2 separate regions of the Homo sapiens genome follow, and region 1 is linked to region 2. The links are chromatin loops, found by intact Hi-C in ENCODE. Cell type or tissue: GM12878. All regions are shown on one strand. Links, peaks and the distances in the headings refer to the core of each region. The heading gives the core; the rest is flanking DNA.

The links. A loop is a pair of places that touch in the nucleus more often than their neighbours do. Peaks named below come from ENCODE experiments on the same cell type or tissue, not always from the same donor. Only the 100,000 strongest peaks of a DNase experiment are listed, where the experiment ranks them.
Region 1: it touches region 2 in a loop (12-fold over the local background); 66 of 110 quality-filtered maps call a loop at or near these places.

The regions. Positions count from the first base shown.
Region 1 is chr15:99,568,145-99,571,078 of GRCh38, forward strand. All of the region lies in intron 1 of MEF2A (myocyte enhancer factor 2A), which reads left to right. Among named protein-coding and RNA genes, the nearest start is that of MEF2A, 3.6 kb to the left of the region's middle. In GM12878, for the core only: no CTCF peak of the experiment used is centred there; no DNase peak of the experiment used is centred there; H3K4me3 peaks cover 1,231 bases; H3K27ac peaks cover 649 bases.
Region 2 is chr15:99,703,181-99,706,114 of GRCh38, forward strand. MEF2A (myocyte enhancer factor 2A) reads left to right here. Exons shown (of 12, transcript NM_001319206.4): 9 at 182-205. Among named protein-coding and RNA genes, the nearest start is that of LYSMD4, 29 kb to the right of the region's middle. In GM12878, for the core only: a CTCF peak has its summit at 1,395 (motif pointing left); DNase peaks (open chromatin) are centred at 668 and 1,381; H3K27ac peaks cover 1,020 bases.

The DNA.
Region 1 (2,934 bases), core at 265-2,764, 130 kb before region 2:
ATTACACTTTACTTGCCTTCAAAAGTTTTTTAAAAAATTAAATTCTGGGGGGTGTTCAGTGGAAGGAAAATAGCTTATTGACACCCAGAAATAATTGTAATGTCACCATGTTGAATTATGGTTTGAGAATAATTTCCTTCTGTATTCTTAGAGTTTGTTTTCATATGGGTATGTGTGACAAGGATTTTTTTTTGTAAATGCAGTTGGAAATAATCTCTTAAAAAGGTTGAGTTGTTTCAAATGGTGATGTTATGTTTTTCAAAGCAATTTCGTTACAATTTGCCTTTTCCATCATGCATTGTGGGTTAATATTAATTTTATTAATATTCCAGCAATAGCAGTGTCATCCATTAATTGGCTACCAAAAAGAGGAATATTGAATTATATTCTGAGGGTGGTTAAGAAATTATGGAAATGTTTATTAGAATATGATTTTGGAGTTTGAAATAGTCTAGCTAAATCTTTTCAGTAGATTTGTGTTCTGATTTAGGAGGAAGAAGCCATGAACAAATTTGTTACTGAAAAATAGCATGCTTGTCAGTTTGGAAAACCATCTTTTTTCCTCCCTTTGCTGCTTTTAGTCTGGCAAGAAGAATGTAGTGTAATATACGATGATGATGGGCCTGGATTTGGGGGCATTTCTAATTTCACATATTCTGTGTTGTCATCAGACCATACCCCGGTTACTCATGGTACATATGAATGTTTCAAAGTCTAGCTGAAGTTTTCTTTTATGCGATGACACTATGAGAAAACCATTTGTGGACCAAAAATGATCACTATTTCTTTTTTCTAGATAAGAAAGAAAATCTGTGGATTCTTAGTAAATGGAGAAGTGAGTGCCTTCTCTCCTAATGTTTAAATAATAAGTGTAAATATGGAAATCAGATCACCCTTTAAGCTGGATAACCTCGTGCAAGAGAATGCTTTTAACATATGCTGATTTGCAAGCCCCAGTAAAGGAAGGCTGCTTGACTCTGTAGTCAGATCTTGATTCAGATCCAGCTCCACTGCTGACAGAGTTGAGATATCTCCTGTAAAATGAGATAGAATTACACTACCTGCCCCGTGTTGGAATTAAATGAGATAGCGAGTGTAAAAGTTCTAACACACTGCGTGAAGCTTCATGTGCGAAAATGCGTATTGCCTGATCTCCCTGCATCCCTTCTGGCTTTTGTTTCTTCTTTCCTCTGAAGATTATGTAGGTACCCTGCCCAGTACCCATACGTTTAGTGTTTGTGACCAAAAGGATTTCGTATAATGTATCAATAGAGAATGCTTAATGTGTTTGTTTTGGATAAAATATCCCAGCATCTTAAATTCATTGTCAGATTATACATAAAACGCTTAATTGGCTGTTTTAAAACATTAGAATTTTGATCTTCAACCATAGTTTGTTTCTAATCTCCATAATCTCCCCAAATATTTTTCTAAAGATTCAAGTTAAATATAAATAGTTTCCCAATCTTCAGTGAATTCTGTCTTTTAGGGATTGACTGTGGGAGTGGTCTCTAAGATATAGTATTTGAAATTTAAAGTTAGAAGAATACTTCTGTAATCTACCTTGAATAGGTATTTTAAAATAGCTTAATTTCTGAAGAAAAGTTTTTAAATATTTTAATATTGAAGGTTATTTTAATATTTTAAAGTAACTTTAGTTAATCTGTAATTTTTAAAATACTTTGATTTGGTGTGAAATTAATGATTTTCTCGTGTATAGTTTATCTGTGTGCCTTATAATAAATGGACCTTGTGTCCAGTTTATTATAATTAAGAGTGTAAATCCATTTGTTAATTAGTAAATCTTACACATAGCACACGATATAGGTTGGTACTTATTTAATAAGTACTAAATTTTTATATAGATGCTTTATACTTTAATAATATTTATATTTACAGAATTTAATTGATATTTACTGAATTTAATATTTTAATTATTAATTATCTTAGTCGAGATGAAATCATAAGCATATGAGTTAAAAATATTAGCTCCTTTGTGAGGTGGAATACCATATTTAAACATTGGTGTATGAAGGCAGGTAATTTACTTCATCATTATTTTAACAAGTGATGTTGATAAAAGCCAGAGGAACAAACATGGGTGAAAAACATATTAATTAATCAAACTTCTAGTAAATACCAACCCGGGCATGTCTTTTTATGGTTGTCTTGAATTAATACTAATTTTACTTCCTTACACAAAAATACAAACTTCAAAAACAAAATAAACAAGAAAACATGAAAACATAAAAAGGAAACAAAGCAAAAACAAAACAAAAACCTTTAATATATGGACTTAAAAAAATTCTCACCATTATTAAAATTATATGCTTGAGAAAGGTTTTCAGTAGTGGTCAGTAAGTTTATACTGCATGAGCTGGACATTTTTACTTTGTTACTTGCGTGACCAGCAGCATGCATGTGCAGGTTGACGTGGATTCATTTGAGGCATGATTTGTGACACTTGGAACAAAGGGCTGCTTCCCATTCGACCTGGTAAAAGAAATTGTAACTTTTGGGCTTAATAAAACAAGCGGCTCTTGCATTGACTAATACTATATTTGCCTGTTTCACCTCTCGTCCTCATCCTTAGCTGTCCATCTTCTACATAGAAATTGGAATTATATTTCTAAAATTCAGATCTATATGTCATTTCTTCTTAAAGAAAAAAAAAAAAACAACTTTTGAAGGCGTATGAGATCAATAGAGTGGCAGTAATGTAAGGGATAGAAGATTGGCCTGTAAAATCAGACTTCCTGGCTGGGCGCGGTGGCTCATGCCTGTAATTCCAGAACTTTGGGAGGTGGAGGCGGGCAGATCACCTGAGGTCGGGAGTTTGAGACCAACCTGGCCAACGTGGTGAAACCCCGTTTCCACTAAAAATACAAAAATTAGCCGGGCATAGTGGCTCACACCTGTTATCCCGCCACTCTG
Region 2 (2,934 bases), core at 134-2,633:
TTTTGAAAACTCAACAAGTAGAGACAAGTAATTTATATTTCTATCTGTTGTGTATATAATCGTCTCTTTAGAGTTCCAGACAGCTGCTAGTGTCCAAATATGTTTTTTCTAAAGAAATATTTTGTTTGTGAGTACCAACAGTCTTAGTAACTCTCTTATCCCTCTTATGTGCTGAGTACAGTCGGAGGAAGAGGAATTGGAGTTGGTGAGTGTGGGTTTCTGCTTGAAGGAAGTTGAAAAAGATGTAGAAAGTACTAATTCTCTTACGTGTTGTTATCTAACCAATGTTCCCTTTGTTACACAAATTTTTTTAAACACTATTCAAACACTTTGAATAAAGCAATCTACTGGTACTACAGACTCTAGTTTTTCTATTTATAATTGTATGTGTTGACCCATTTTATTTGTTGGAGGGAACATTGGAATAGAGCCTTTAAAAACAGTAGCTGTCCATGAGCATAGGATACTTGTTAATTTTTTTTTTAAGGAAAGATACAAAATACCTTATATAGCTCTCCAAATTATTGAAATATTTTTAGAAAATGACTTCACCCTCGAAGTTCCTCAGATTGTAACACACGATGTTGTGTTGTTTCTCTTTCAAAAAGATTACATCATTTTTGGTGAGGTCACCTTTTTCAGCGTTGGAATTATTTCATCCTGCATGATACAGCCTGAACCACAAGGGGGTTCCCTGTTTACTAAAAGGAATGTCTGTAATTGAATGTGTATATAAGTTTACTTTTCTATCAGAAGGCGCTCTTTTCTTAAAAGCAACTATTGCCCTTTTTCCAAAACAAACGTTTTCTGTTGGCTTTTCCTCTAGAAAATAAACTTGACTAAAAGCAGCTTGCAGTTGATCTATTTCTTCTTTAGGAACTAAAACCAAAACCTCACAGGAGTCATCATATAATTTCAAAGTCAGCTGCTAATTAAAGGACTTTAAGGGGAATAAAAACTTGAAAATGTTTCTTAGCATGGACAAAGGTTAAGAGTGCATGAAAGCATGGGGGAGGAAGGCATCCGTTGGTTTTAATATTCCATGTTTATGCATGCTGGTGTGTTTTGCACAGTTTGTTTTCTTTTCAAAGAAGGTTATCTGTTCCCCTTAAAATACGAGATTGTTCTTTATTTAGCTTTGTGATCACTCACAGTTTTGGGTGTAGTTTTGTATTGGCCAACTGAAATATTCTAGTCAGCTGTAAATGTTTTGAATTATATTATGAATATCTTTTGGAGAAACACTTTACTTAATGATACCATAATGATCAGTAAATGAGAGTTTATAATTCAAGCTAAAATAATTCACCTTAGGTTAGACCTCACTGTTCAAGGAGTTGTGAATGCGTCCATGAATTATCTAGCACTATACTGCCCTCTTGTGGTTCTGAAAATCACTCACTCTTGTAGAACTCAGTGCCGTTGAGATGAGGAGCTTAGATGAGTGGAACTAGTGTTTGAAGTCTTCACTGCTTTTGAAGACATGCCAGGAGATTGCATGAAGATGATGCCATGGAGTAGGTAGGGTCCAGGCCAAACTATGTCATACTGTATTCTTTCACCTAGTGATTGGACTTATGAAGTTCCAGACTAAATATTAAAGAAGAAATTAAGTCCAAAGTAGATCTCTATCTCGAAAAGTCATTAAATTTATAAACTTGATGCTGAGACTAAAATATATTCCGAACTGGCATACATTGATTTTCCACATTCCTCAGAGTACATCTGTAATTACAGAACCTCAGAGATAAATATATTAGGTCCTTGAAGACTTTAAAATACATACCTAAAAACTTATAAACAGCCATTTATATTATTTAAAACTTAATCAATTAAAAATGCAGAACTTTATGTGCCAGAACCAAAATATAATCAGAAGCACAGTCCGTTACAACTTAGAAAGTTGTTCAGCTTGCCTTGAGCTCTAAAGTATAATTGTGGATGACTCTGATCCGAAGTGCAGAAGGACAGGTGCCCTGGGGCCTGCACTAAAGACTGTACTGTTAAGACCAGCGACAGATTCCTTTAGAAGCCGAGCAATACTAGAACAACTTGACTTCATGAAAGCTGCAGTAGACTAGGCTATGGATTAGAAGGAATAAAAATATGTATCTTTTTTCCCACCAGTTATATAGAAATTTGGGACAGAGGGTTTCTTAGGACAATAAGGATATTATCTTATATTTGTGTAGTACTTCAGTTATGAAAGCACTTCTGACATAGTAACCTCATTTGATTCTCACAGTAGCTGTGCAAGGCAGCCAGGACAAAGATTGCTATATCTTCTTTATTTGACAATGAAGAAGTTCAGAGAGGTCAAATTATTTTCCCAATGCCTAGGAAATGGTGAATCTGGGACAGAAACTCAGGCAATACATCCACATCCACATGATCTTTCTCACATCTTCTAACCTAGGTTAGAAAGTAGAAATTAAAAAGAAATAAACTGAGATCAGGATCCTCATCGAATGTTTGTAAGTGTCTACATCTAGCCAAAGGCCTTTTTGTCTGATGTACCCTTTTGAAAATTGTGATAGAGAAAATGGAATCACATTCTAACTCTTCATAATCTCAAAGGCACTGAATTATACTTTACTGATTTGGCTCAGACCCCCGAATGTCAGTTATCAGGCTGTAACATAATTTATAAAAAACAAATAGAGTTGTGCTGTGGCTTTCTTATGTGCTAGTGACACAGAGTCTGTTGTGTTCCTCTGATCTTTGATTTTCAAAAACCGTTACCTTAAGCCAGTTTGGCGAGAAACTGCTTCTGTCGTACTCCTACACGTTAAGGACAATGACTGTCTTAGACTAACTGGATTATTTAATAGTTGAATTTTTTTTATCCATTCCCAGCATGGATAGGATGCTACACAGATGCATCCAGTTGGCAAAAAGCATTTAATATTGCTCTTCCACTGCCCTGTCGGCAGT